Linked DNA regions of Homo sapiens: all the other regions are linked to region 4. Evidence: chromatin contacts called from ENCODE Hi-C or POLR2A ChIA-PET data. All regions are on one chromosome and are shown on one strand. The core of a region is the stretch at or near the end of the contact, and the rest is flanking DNA. Distances in the headings are between cores, read along the strand shown. Region 1 holds the start of MAP3K21 (mitogen-activated protein kinase kinase kinase 21). Region 2 overlaps SIPA1L2 (signal induced proliferation associated 1 like 2). Region 3 holds the start of PCNX2 (pecanex 2). Region 4 holds the start of NTPCR (nucleoside-triphosphatase, cancer-related).

The links. Hi-C counts contacts between places; a loop is a spot of excess contacts on that map. ChIA-PET counts read pairs that join two places held with the same protein, here RNA polymerase II (POLR2A). Pooled maps may share reads with other maps.
Region 1: a loop to region 4 is called in a map of B cell, with 11 times the contacts of the local background. The contact joins the promoter of MAP3K21 here to the promoter of NTPCR in region 4. A Hi-C loop is called at or near these places in 4 of 168 maps with a recorded cell type or tissue (B cell, CD4-positive, alpha-beta T cell, CD8-positive, alpha-beta T cell and 1 more), 5 of 37 single-sample maps with no recorded cell type and 10 of 50 pooled maps. POLR2A ChIA-PET finds 5 or more read pairs at or near these places in 2 of 52 experiments (OCI-LY7 and activated CD8-positive, alpha-beta memory T cell).
Region 2: a map of IMR-90 shows a loop between it and region 4 (2.9-fold over the local background). The contact joins the enhancer-like site here to the promoter of NTPCR in region 4. A Hi-C loop is called at or near these places in 1 of 168 maps with a recorded cell type or tissue (IMR-90) and 1 of 50 pooled maps.
Region 3: a loop to region 4 is called in a pooled map, with 6 times the contacts of the local background. The contact joins the promoter of PCNX2 here to the promoter of NTPCR in region 4. A Hi-C loop is called at or near these places in 1 of 168 maps with a recorded cell type or tissue (CD4-positive, alpha-beta T cell), 3 of 37 single-sample maps with no recorded cell type and 12 of 50 pooled maps. POLR2A ChIA-PET finds 5 or more read pairs at or near these places in 1 of 52 experiments (T-cell).

The regions. Positions count from the first base shown.
Region 1 is chr1:233,325,982-233,329,044 of GRCh38, forward strand. It overlaps MAP3K21 (mitogen-activated protein kinase kinase kinase 21), which reads left to right and starts at 1,743. Exons shown (of 10, transcript NM_032435.3): 1 at 1,743-2,852. The coding sequence starts at 2,048. It also overlaps a transcript of PCNX2 not described here. RefSeq lists silencers at 1,257-1,556, 1,747-2,046, 1,846-1,997, 2,187-2,386.
Region 2 is chr1:232,472,061-232,474,807 of GRCh38, forward strand. The region is part of intron 7 of SIPA1L2 (signal induced proliferation associated 1 like 2); the gene reads right to left. Among named protein-coding and RNA genes, the nearest start is that of SIPA1L2, 160 kb to the right of the region's middle. RefSeq lists an enhancer at 2,535-2,704. Within about 2 kb of position 1,376, at least 2 of the 41 ENCODE cell types and tissues checked have a DNase peak (open chromatin) inside an H3K27ac peak, as active enhancers do; they include IMR-90, where a contact is called at or near this core.
Region 3 is chr1:233,294,318-233,297,391 of GRCh38, forward strand. It overlaps PCNX2 (pecanex 2), which reads right to left and starts at 1,408. Exons shown (of 34, transcript NM_014801.4): 1 at 1,009-1,408. The coding sequence starts at 1,161. RefSeq lists an enhancer at 794-843 and a silencer at 1,124-1,503.
Region 4 is chr1:232,949,201-232,952,021 of GRCh38, forward strand. NTPCR (nucleoside-triphosphatase, cancer-related) reads left to right here and starts at 1,411. Exons shown (of 5, transcript NM_032324.3): 1 at 1,411-1,544. The coding sequence starts at 1,511. LOC107985361 (a long non-coding RNA gene) reads right to left here and starts at 2,349. Exons shown (of 2, transcript XR_001738525.2): 1 at 2,128-2,349; 2 at 1-1,956. RefSeq lists enhancers at 1,133-1,232, 1,145-1,686, 1,687-2,226.

The DNA of each region.
Region 1 (3,063 bases), core at 493-2,992, 380 kb after region 4:
CTCCAACTTTTAGCAACCACTGCCTTGATCAGTCAGCAGCTATCAACATAGAGGCAAGACCTCTGCCAGCTAAAAGATTATGACTTGCTGAAGGTTCAGATGATCATTAGCACATTTTACCTATAAAGTACTTAAAATTAAGGTATAAACATTCTTTAGACACAATGCTATTGCACACTTTATACGCTACAGTATACTGGAAACATAACTTGTATATATATGCACTGGGAAATCAAAAAATTCATGTCACTTGCTTTATTGCAGTGATCTGGAACCATGCTTGCAGTATCTCCAAAGTATGCCCATACTTTAAATAGTTAGATTACTTATAATACCTAATATAATGTAAATGCTCTGTAAATAGTTGTTATGCTGTATTTTATTTGTATTATTTGTATTGTTATTTTTTGGGTTTTTAAAAAACATTTTTGACCAGCTGTTGGTTGATTCTGTGGATGCAGAAGACCCACTGTAAAACTATTAACTCATTTAGTCTTCCTAAAAACCCTATAAAGTAGGTACTATTTATTATATTCCCATTTTATAGATGAGAAAACTGAGTCATAGAGAAATAAAGAAACTTGCTCAAGGTCACACAGCCAATAAATAGTTTGATCTGAGAGACAAAGAAAACTGAAAAGACAATAAATTTATCTTTATGTAACTCAGAATGTTACTGTATGTCCTATCCTCATAATATCTAAAATTGTCCCTTCTGTTATTGGAAGTACAGGATCCACACGTTAGGAAATTCTGGCCTACTACAGGATAATCTAATATTTTAGAATTTTAATAACTAAGCTCTTCTATCTTTTTAGCCTCATCACCTGCCACAGTAACCTACCAACGTCTGGCACCCAGCCATTGCCAATGCTTCCTAAACCCAAACCTGTGGGTTTCCAGGGAGACTGGGGCATTTTCCATCTGAGTAGACAGTAAAAATAAGCAAAGGATTTACCATCATGGAGCTTCTGGGACTATACCGACCACGGGTCACTCTGCGCTGCGATCTGTAACCTAGTCAGTTCTGAGATGCACGGTGGCTCAAACGCACTTAGCATGGTGACTTGCCACTCGCACTGGCCCAGGTCTGGCACCGCGCTACAATTTCTTCTGTAGCCCGTTCTGAGATTCTGTCACTCTCCCTGAACTGCAACTCTCTCTCTCCCCGCCACACCCTAAAGCCCCACATCTTCTCAACCCTCTCCCACCGCTTCTTGGAGAAGCGTCCCCTCCCTCAGTCTTACCTTTGGCTTAATTTAAACTCTCCCGAAAATTTATAGCGGATGACGGCCGATCCCGCCTCCCAGACCATGTGGGCGCGGCTCACCATTGCTCCGGAGCACCTGCGGCGGGGGCGGGGTGGGACCAGCCAGGCGGGCCCAGGGGGCGGGCCCGGCCCAAGGTGGTGGGGGACGGGCCCGGGCGCCAGGGGCGGGACGAGGCTCTGGGGACTGGCACAGAAAAGGGAAGTGAACCTGGCGAGGGCGGGGCGGGATGGTGCAGTTGGTGGGGAAGGGTGGGGCGAACCTAGGAAGGCGGTCCCATAGGGCGGGCGCAGACTGGGCGCCCGGGACGGGTCAAGGAGGGCGGAATGAACCTGGAGAGGGCGGGGCGGCTGGGGGAGGGGCGGGAAGGCCCTGGGGACTGGCCTAGGGGCGGGCCCGGGGGGGTGGGGGGGCGGTGCGGAATGGAGCCGGAGGGGGCGGGGCGGCCCTGGCGCGGCTAGGGTGGGGTGGGGCGTCCCAGGCTCTGGCTAAGGAGCGCGCGGCGGGCGGGCCGGCCGCAGGGCCTGGGCACGACCATGGTGGGACGTCGCCCGCGGCTTCGGGGACCGCTGCGGCAGCAGAGGCGGCTGGCCAGGAACGCGGGCCGAGGCTGGACCCTTTGGGCAGCTAGCCCGTGATCTCTGCCGTCACCGATCGCGATTCCTACCCCCTCGCCTTCCCCCGGCGCCGACGGCCACACCGCCGGACGATGCGCGCCCGCGGCCGCCCGGGAGGCTGAGCCCAGCTTCCCGCTCCGCCTTCCCCGCGCAGCTGCCCCCATGGCTTTGCGGGGCGCCGCGGGAGCGACCGACACCCCGGTGTCCTCGGCCGGGGGAGCCCCCGGCGGCTCAGCGTCCTCGTCGTCCACCTCCTCGGGCGGCTCGGCCTCGGCGGGCGCGGGGCTGTGGGCCGCGCTCTATGACTACGAGGCTCGCGGCGAGGACGAGCTGAGCCTGCGGCGCGGCCAGCTGGTGGAGGTGCTGTCGCAGGACGCCGCCGTGTCGGGCGACGAGGGCTGGTGGGCAGGCCAGGTGCAGCGGCGCCTCGGCATCTTCCCCGCCAACTACGTGGCTCCCTGCCGCCCGGCCGCCAGCCCCGCGCCGCCGCCCTCGCGGCCCAGCTCCCCGGTACACGTCGCCTTCGAGCGGCTGGAGCTGAAGGAGCTCATCGGCGCTGGGGGCTTCGGGCAGGTGTACCGCGCCACCTGGCAGGGCCAGGAGGTGGCCGTGAAGGCGGCGCGCCAGGACCCGGAGCAGGACGCGGCGGCGGCTGCCGAGAGCGTGCGGCGCGAGGCTCGGCTCTTCGCCATGCTGCGGCACCCCAACATCATCGAGCTGCGCGGCGTGTGCCTGCAGCAGCCGCACCTCTGCCTGGTGCTGGAGTTCGCCCGCGGCGGAGCGCTCAACCGAGCGCTGGCCGCTGCCAACGCCGCCCCGGACCCGCGCGCGCCCGGCCCCCGCCGCGCGCGCCGCATCCCTCCGCACGTGCTGGTCAACTGGGCCGTGCAGATAGCGCGGGGCATGCTCTACCTGCATGAGGAGGCCTTCGTGCCCATCCTGCACCGGGACCTCAAGTCCAGCAACAGTAAGTGGGGCCAGAGGGAGGTGGGGGAAGACTACCTCCGTGCCAGCCCAGGCGGGCTCCACAGGACATAGTACCAGATGGAAAGAGGTGGGAGTCAGCCTTAGGGCGCCAGCAGCAACTCATGCCCAGGCCTTCAGGGCTCGGAAGTCCAGCTAGTCCTTGGTTACTTGCTTTGGGGCTGGTGACACGCTTAACCTTGACTTGCCTTTGG
Region 2 (2,747 bases), core at 126-2,625, 480 kb before region 4:
TCAGAAACACAGAATTCAACTGGATTAATAACCAGAAGCCCAATCATTTGTAATTTTATAAATCACAAATCTGGCAGGGGGAATGATGCTCAGAGCAGTAACACTTGACCAACGCCTTTACTTTTGATGTTCCTTCTGCCAAGAATGCCCCCTTCCCTCCAGGTTTCTCCCAGACAATGCAGTTGTCTCTGTAGATCCCATTTCATCTGAAAGAAACTTCCTATTTCCCGGGCCTATTTCTATTACACTGGTTGTTGTACTGTCTCCTAATGGTTGGTTTACTTCTTCTGCATCAGGTCATAACCTTCATGAGGGCACAGAAGTGTCATACTGACTTTCAGTTTCCTAGTTTCTAATGGTGTGCCAGGCAAAGGAGGTACCCAATACACATTTGTTTAACAAATAAATAATCCAAATATACACTTACTGACACATCACATTATGCATTAAAATTGTGACCACTTCTTTCCTATGAACACATGCCAATAAATCCACATAAAGGCACTCGGTAAGCTTATGCAAGTGAAGGCATAGATTTGTGCTCTCAAAAGTTTGTGATCTTCAGTTTTAATACATACAACAATCCTTACACAACTTGGTGATGTCATTGCTGGAATGTGACAATCTCAGATAGTAAATCTCTTTTTACTAGCAATATGAAAGACCACGACCTTACCCTTAAATTTATTTGGCACCTACAGCGCATATTCCAAGTAAAGACCATTAAGTTCAACTTTTAAAGCCTTTTAAACTCAGATACAAAAAGGATTTCATTGTCAGGTCCCTGACTTGTGATTTAGCATGATAAAAGGCCTGGAAAAGTGGGAATGAAATGTTCATTCTTTCAGAGTTTTCTACAGGCCAGTTAAACTGCTGATTCATATGCTGAGAAATTCCTACTTAAATCCCCATGGTCAAAGTTATAAACACACAAAAATCATCTTACTGTCTGAGTGAAGTCTGGAAACATACATTAGTACATCATAATACAGACCCAATGAGCCACCTCATTTAAATATGTAGTTTTTAAAAAGTTTGCTAGATATTTAAAATGTGCCATTTCAAATGCATGTAAATAATCAGTGAAAACTATCTTTGGCAAGGACATTCTTTACTCTTTTCTCCAAAAATTGAAATACATGATTCATAGGCATTGTAATGAGACAAGGAAAAATCAGGAATAGTTTTTAAAAATATGCCCATCATTGTGTTCAATGTATCTGTAGACTACAAAACACAGCAGTTCATACTCTAGTTTATTCAGTGCCCTTGAAACACAGGAATTCTCAGACTGTCAAAAGATGGAGCTCACTTTGGCCAAGGCCAGGCAGTGAGTTCAGCGCCTCCTACTTCCTGAGTGATTGCCGGTGTGGCTTCATGTTGGCCAGCCCTCTCCATTAAACACAGGGTGCAGGGAGGGCCTTGTTAGTCAGTGCTTCATGGCTGTTGAGACTGCAACAGCAAATTGCACAGTTATTCCTATCCAATTTCTTTTCCTCCTGAAGGAACATGATGGGTCTGATTCTATACTTCACCACAGGACTATTTAAAGCACAAGTTAAAGCACAAGTTAAAGTCTGGTTACCTTGACAACATGCCAAACCACTGTTGTCCCTTTCTAGACACATTCTTTTGCTTTGTAAAATGGGCCAAAAAATGTTTTCAAAAGTCTAGTTAATTTAACCATGGCCACATAATGCACTTTGTAGAAAAAAATAAACGATTGGAGGCGGGAACAAGAAGATTCATTAGGAAGGGTAAAATCTAAAGCTCTTTGAAGGAGAATATAATAAGAAAAATGAACACTATCCATTAATAGAATGCTTGAATTTGCTTCAGAGACTAAAGAAAATATCTGGAAAATTAACAGAAATATTATTCATTTTTCTGTTTTAGGACTTTGTCAAACATGAAATAAGTAATTTCTTGAACTTCTTAAAGGCAAATGTTTTCTTTAGTATTTAGTTTATGCTTTTTTCTAACTGGTCAATGAAATTCTATACAATCAGAGTCTGTGAATGGGGAAAAGGGATGGCAAACCACAAACGAACGCAGGCTGGCAAAACCTGACGGTACTATTTGTTTGAGGGAATTGTAGGAATGACATCTTCTGGGGCGAACTTCTTTCTAGGTATGTAAAGCTAATGACAATTTTCAGTGATGTCAAGAGAACCAACTTATTAGTGTCTTCAACTGCAACAGTGAGTTAATAAATATTGTATTAGATAGATTTACATAGTCATTTCTACTAAATTTCTAACACTCGATTCCAGCTGTGAAACAGGAATAAGCTCTTGTTATGACAAGGAAAGAGAAAATGTGAGTCTTCACCCAATTCCATGGCAAAAGCATATAGATGCTACAGAAATACCATATATGGCCGTAGGTTTAGCCTCAGTTCCTTAAACAAACCAGTATCTCACAAGACCAGTTTTAACTTAGTGCAAAAATACAGTAAGATAGAAGGAGTATGTTCTAATTATTCGACAGTACAGTAGGGAAACTGTCATTAGCAGCAATTTATTGTGTATTTCAAAGCAGCTGCAAAAAAATTTGAAATGTTCTCAACACAAAGATAAGTGTTTGTGGTAACAGATATGCCAATTACTCTGATGTGATCAATACACATTGTATGCAGGTATCAAAATACAGCGTGTAACCCCAAAATATGTACAACTATTATATATCAGTAAAAAAAAAAATTTTAACGAGAGGAAAAAACTCAAAAAGCAAACTGAGAAGAAAAA
Region 3 (3,074 bases), core at 158-2,657, 350 kb after region 4:
GTAAATAACCTCCCCAAGGTCACAGAACTGGTAACCAGTAGACCCAAAATTTAACCTAGGCATCATGACTTCACACCCAGAGTTCTGACCCTTTGGATACACTGCCGGAAAAAGAGTAAAGAGAAACCCAATCACAAATGTCAAACTCGGAATCCATCAGTCATGCAAACTCATTGACGATTTTTGCTGTAAAAAAAATGATCAAATAATGTGTTAGGAATAAAGTCCTCCAACCGACATACCAAAATTAGATTCTTGGCACGTAAAGTTTAATAAGACATGGAACACCTTACCTGTACAGCTTTTCAAAGCAGGTAAACCATTGTTTTAATTACGTATAATTTACCTAAGAAGGCCATCTATGTAGTTCTTCAGCAAGCACTCACTTACCATAACCCCACTAAAATGTCAAGCCCCATCTAAATGTTGTAATACTTTGTTTAGCATAAAGTACATTAGATTTATCCATTATTATATCTTCCTACAGATTTCTATACATAGTGGTGTAGAAATTACAATGTGAGTAACTGATAACTGAACTGCCTTCTCAAAGCAAAACAAGAAAGAAGGTGAGGGGGGAAAAAGGGGACAATAACTGAAATGAGTCTGCTTTTTACATTTCGTTTTTCCTCTTGGCTACAATCTACAGCATTTCACACCAAACATTATCCCAAGCTACCCAGCTCTAAGGCCTAGAGTTACCCACCTACAAAACAGGCTGCACGCTCCCTGCCACAAGCAGAGTGACTCATCCTAACATCCGGCATCAATTCTTAATGAGTCCCCGAGCCCCCGCAGTCCTGTCTACTTCTTTTCTTTTCCAGTGAATCCTCACAGTCCCCTTTCCCTGCATGTTCTCTGTCCCAAATTTCTGAAGCCCCTCCCTTTCCGTCTCTTAAGAATCTCTACGAACCCGAAAGCCCGTGAGGCTGATGGCACGTCTGTGGTTCCTTTCTCCTTCTTCCCTCCATACCCACAGCTCCCCGGGACCGGACCCTCCCCACTCACCAGGTGCAGGGCCAGGGGCAGCAGCAGGAGGAACAGCCACAGGTAGAGGTGGCAGCTGTTGGTGAACTTGCTCTGCTCCGGGTCGTGGTACCAGCCCCCGGTGAGCGCGGCCCACACGCCCTGCCGGAGCAGCTGCAGCACCTGGGACACCATGCCGGCTGCGCCCCGGGGCTGGTGAGCGCCCCGCTGCACCCTGCGCGCCCCGGCCGGATCTCCAGGCTCCCTCAGGTCTAACACCCGGGCCCGCGGGCCGCGCCCCCGCCGTCGCCGCCGCCGTCGCCCCCGCCGCCTCCTTCCACCCCACGTTTGAAGCTGGAGCTGCTCTTCCGCCCGGACCCGCGAACCGCGGCGCCGGAGCCGGCTGCTGCGGCCGGGCAGGTGAGCGCCATGTCCGAGGGAGGAAGGATTTTCCCATCGTGCTCAGAGGCGGCTGCTCAGAGGTTGCTTCCGAGGCTCCTCCCAACGCCCGCCCAGTCCCTCCTTAGCCTTCGCTGGGGGCCAGAAGGATTTCTGTGAGTGCCTCCAGCCTTTTCTTTCTCTCTTTCTCTTTTTCTCTCTTTCTTTCTCTCTCTCTTTTTCCTTCCTCCTCCCTCCCTCTCTCTCTCTTTCTTCCTTCCTTCCTTCCTTTCTCTCTCTCTCTCTCTTTCTTTCTCGCTCTTTTTTTCTTTCTTTCTTTCTTTTTTTTTTTTGCCTCTCCCCTCTTCCCTTCCCCTTCTCTCTGATCCTCCTGTTAGGGGACGTGCAAGGGTGTTCTCATGCAGAAGGCACAGACCCAGGACACGTTCCTTGTCCTTGTCCTTTTTTGCACCCAAGTATTTACCTCATACAAGGTCCTGTCACACAGCACTCAAAGTAATTTCTTCTCCTGAGCACTTCCTGCACGACTTCATTCTCCTTAATTAAGGGCTGACCCCAGACGTTCTATTAATCTAAGCTCTACCTGGTCCTCTGCCACTGATCTTCTGTCCTCCCTGACTGTTTCTCCTCCACTCCCTGTTGTCCAACTTGGTGGAGAAAGAAGATAACCACCTTCCTGATAAAATTTTAGGAGCTTCAGTTAGCCTTAGTTTTTTATCTCTTTCCTAGAACATAATCCCAGGTATTTAACTGGCTATATAGAACATTAGTCTAAATCTCTCTATGCTGTTTAGACAGGAAGACCCACTGGACAAAAAATTAATAATCTTTAAGCTATTATATATTTTATCATTTACAGTGGATACAGTTTAGATTCTCTTTTGAGAGTGGGTTTTGGAAAGGGAAGAGATAAAAAGGAGCTTGTCTTCCTTTGGGATGAGGAGCAGAAGCCCTGTGTGAGCTAGAGCCTTAGGGAGAGACAAAGATTAGAGGGCTCCATGATTCCCAACACGCCTTCCCTGCATCATCCTTACCTGGTCTGTCCCAACACATCACACTCCTCTGACTTGTGTGCCTGCCTGTGTCCTGGCCATGTTCTGGTCTGCAGCAGCACTTACTTATGGCTGCCCTAGTCAGGCCCAGTAAAGGCACACCAGCCTTCCCAGGCTGAAACGAAGATAAGGACAGGCCCATCATGAGGAGAGGGCCCAGGACATGAAAGGCCACTGAGTTACAGCAAAAGCCTCACTATGGTGTGTCTGCCATCAGCTATAACCACTCTTCCTTCTACTTTACATTCATCAGTAGGAATGAATCATCAAAATGGAATATGGCTGCTTTCTGTACTGGAAGAGTAATTTTCTTAAAGACACAGCTTGTAAACAAATGGGCTTTTTTGTATATCTGCTCAAAATGCTTGTAACCTACCAGGTGCTGTATAAGTGTTTAATGGGTTAATCAACCAATCAACTCCACATTAAAGGAGCGCCGTCACGTGCATGGGTATAGGAGGAAAGGTCATGCAACAGTCTGTTCCCACATGGAGGTTGTGTCCTTGTTCACTTGTCCTGATTCATCAAATATTTACTCAACACCTTCTGGGTGTCAAGCATTTTGCAGAAGACTAAGAAAGCAAATGTAAGTCAAATATAGTCCCTACCATGAAGGAGTTAATAAACCACAAGAGGAGGCAGGAAAATCAAAGACTT
Region 4 (2,821 bases), core at 161-2,660:
GCATTACAAATGTTGCAGAAATGATGGTGATGACAGCTATATTTTACAAATCCAACTTTGTTTTTTTAGATAATCATTGGACTGGCATATGTCTCAGGCTAAAGGGAAACCAAGAGGTCCATGTGTGGGCAGAAACCAATTAAGTTGAGCACTCACTGAACTGCTTTCTCAGCCAGGATGGGGAACGACTGACTACAAATTAAGCTGTACACATGTTAGACTGAAAGAGTTTACAGGTAAATGTGGCCCAAGGCCACTGCCACGTCATTCGTTGGCCGGAACACTTGCAGTGGTAAAGTGAGACGGAGAAGCTATTTAATTCTTTGCAAGAGGAGATCTTTATACACTTTGGTGTGAAAGTAAAGAGGGAAAACTGGGCGTCCTATGCATGGCTGAGGACGGGAAGCCTGCCTACACCAGTGGTTCTCAACCCTAGCGCACTTCAGGAACTTCCTGGAGTTTAGAAAGAAGAAAAAAGAATACAGGTGCTCAAGACTCGCTCAAGACCAATTACTCATGTTAAACAAGATTTATGGGAGGCCATTGTTTTGGACTAACCTCCTGCACTAGGTCCTAGCAGACTAGACCAAACCAGAATGGAGTCACTTGTGCCAAGTGCCATGTAACCAAACTGAACTTTGAAACAGGCCCGTTTTCCCAAAAAACAGGAGATTGTAGTTAACCTGAGTCAGTACAATAACGAAGTCCAATCTGTTTTAACCCTATAAGGAAAGTAACTTTGAAATACCCACTCTTTGTTTTGTTCTTCAGCCTTTTTTTGCCCATAAAGCCAACCTCCTCTGCACAACTCATTGGAACACTCTATTTGCTTTATGAAATGATCTATTTCTCGATTCTAGATCCTAAATATAAGCCAATTAGATCTTTAAACTAAACTTGTAATTTTGTCTTCTGACACTCCCTATTACTGCAGGTGAAACCCAGGCATCAGAGCAAGTTTAAAACTCCCCAGCTGATTCTATTCTGCAGGAATGTTTGAGAACAAAGTTGGAGTCATTAACATGGCATCCCCCTTTGAGGAATGCTTCCAGGTCACAAACCTTCTACAAAAGGGCTGTCCCGGCAGCCTTGGGCAATTTCAGCTCCTAGGTCCGGAGTCAAGGGGCAGAACTTGGGTGATGGCGCTGACTTGAAGCAGCAATAGTTTAATAACTGACGTTCTCACGCACTTATCTCTGCAAATACCCCACAAAAGCCCTGAACCCAGAATGAAACTTAAGAGACCGTACAACCCGCTCCGCCTATAGGAACTGCCGCGGCACAGGCGCCAATGCCGAGGGCTGAATGCGCAGGCGCGGACCGGGGACTCGGGAGAAGGCGCATGCGTGGTCTTGAGGGCGGTGCTTCCGGTCAAAGCACCGCTTGGGGGCGGGGCCTGCGACACGCGGTGGGCGGGTCCTGAGTCGCGACCCTGGTCCGGACCTGACCTGAATTGCGACCCCAACCTGGACTGCTCCCCTGACCGCAACCCCTACCCCCGCCCACCAGTATGGCCCGGCACGTGTTCCTAACGGGGCCCCCAGGTAACCCTGAGGGGATCCCCACCTCCAAGAGGTCGAGGGGGTGGGGGCGCGCGGGCTGCGGGCGACCTTGTGCTGTCGGGGAGGGTCTCCGGCTCCAGGGCTCCGGCCTCTGAAGTTCCCAATTTAAATGGCGGGCTTGGTAGTCTGAAGAGTTTGTACTCCTTCCCGGAAAACGTGATTTAAAAGACACAGGGCCTAAAGGATTAGAACACACTTGTGAGGGGGTCCTAGACTGGCTTCTTGATGAAGGGCAGAAACCGCAGGGGCCAGCGGCAGCGGTAACTCCTACTGTAGTGTTGACGTTGTGGTCTGCACAAATGGTATTTCAAGAGATCTGCGGCAACCGCGATGTGAAGTGGAGATGTCTAATTTCTGTTGATAGTCACAGGTATTTCCTTACTGTGGGTCTTTGCTACATTGATCGTGCAAAAAAAAAATGGTAAATTTTAGTTGGAGGACAGCGAAACTGAAGTTGTAACCTTTCTTTCCCATCTAAGTTCATCCCCCCACCCCCATCCCCATCTCCATCCCCACGAATTCCCTCCACAGCTGAGGCCAGAGGTGGAGAAGCTTTGGTACCTACAGGAGCCCTTCTCAGACACTCTTGCTTGTTCCTGTCGCTGTCCCCTCCTGATGTCTGTCAGATCCCTCAACCCTGTGGCCTGTGGAGTTCTCATCTGAGAAGCAGGATAGCGTTGAGGTCAGATGAGAGGTGTAGGAGGAGGTGCTTTTAAACCAAGGCGCTACCCATGTATCAAGCATTACTAAAAAGGACAGGTAGGCTGCATCAGATAGGCTAAAAAAAGATAGATGGGCTAAGAGTGGAGAAAGTGATTTCTTCAGCTCCTTTGCAAGGCAAATCTAATTTTGAAGTTTAGTGTGGGTTCAGATATCAAAGGCTGTAACCCTGGATCTAGAATTCTCTTTCACTTTATTTTAATGATTATGTTTAGTTGTAAGTAGCAAAGGCTACAGCTAATATTGCAGACTTTGGGATTTTGTCAGGCATTGGATGGGGGAGTTGGGGAGCAGGGGGTGAGGAGGAGGAGGGTGGTTTGAGAAATGCCTGCTATCTAAAGTCACTCCTAAGTATTGCAAAGAACTGTTTTCTGAAAGTTGGTTTGTCAATCCTTTATTTGAAACTTGGAATGCAGTTTGATACTCAGCAGGCTGACCCCAAGACAACTGTGTGTTTTATTAATGGAGGTGTCCTGTTACCGTGATTGTATTGATGGTGGTTCTTGTTTCTGCTTTATCAAAGTCTTACCTACACGTAG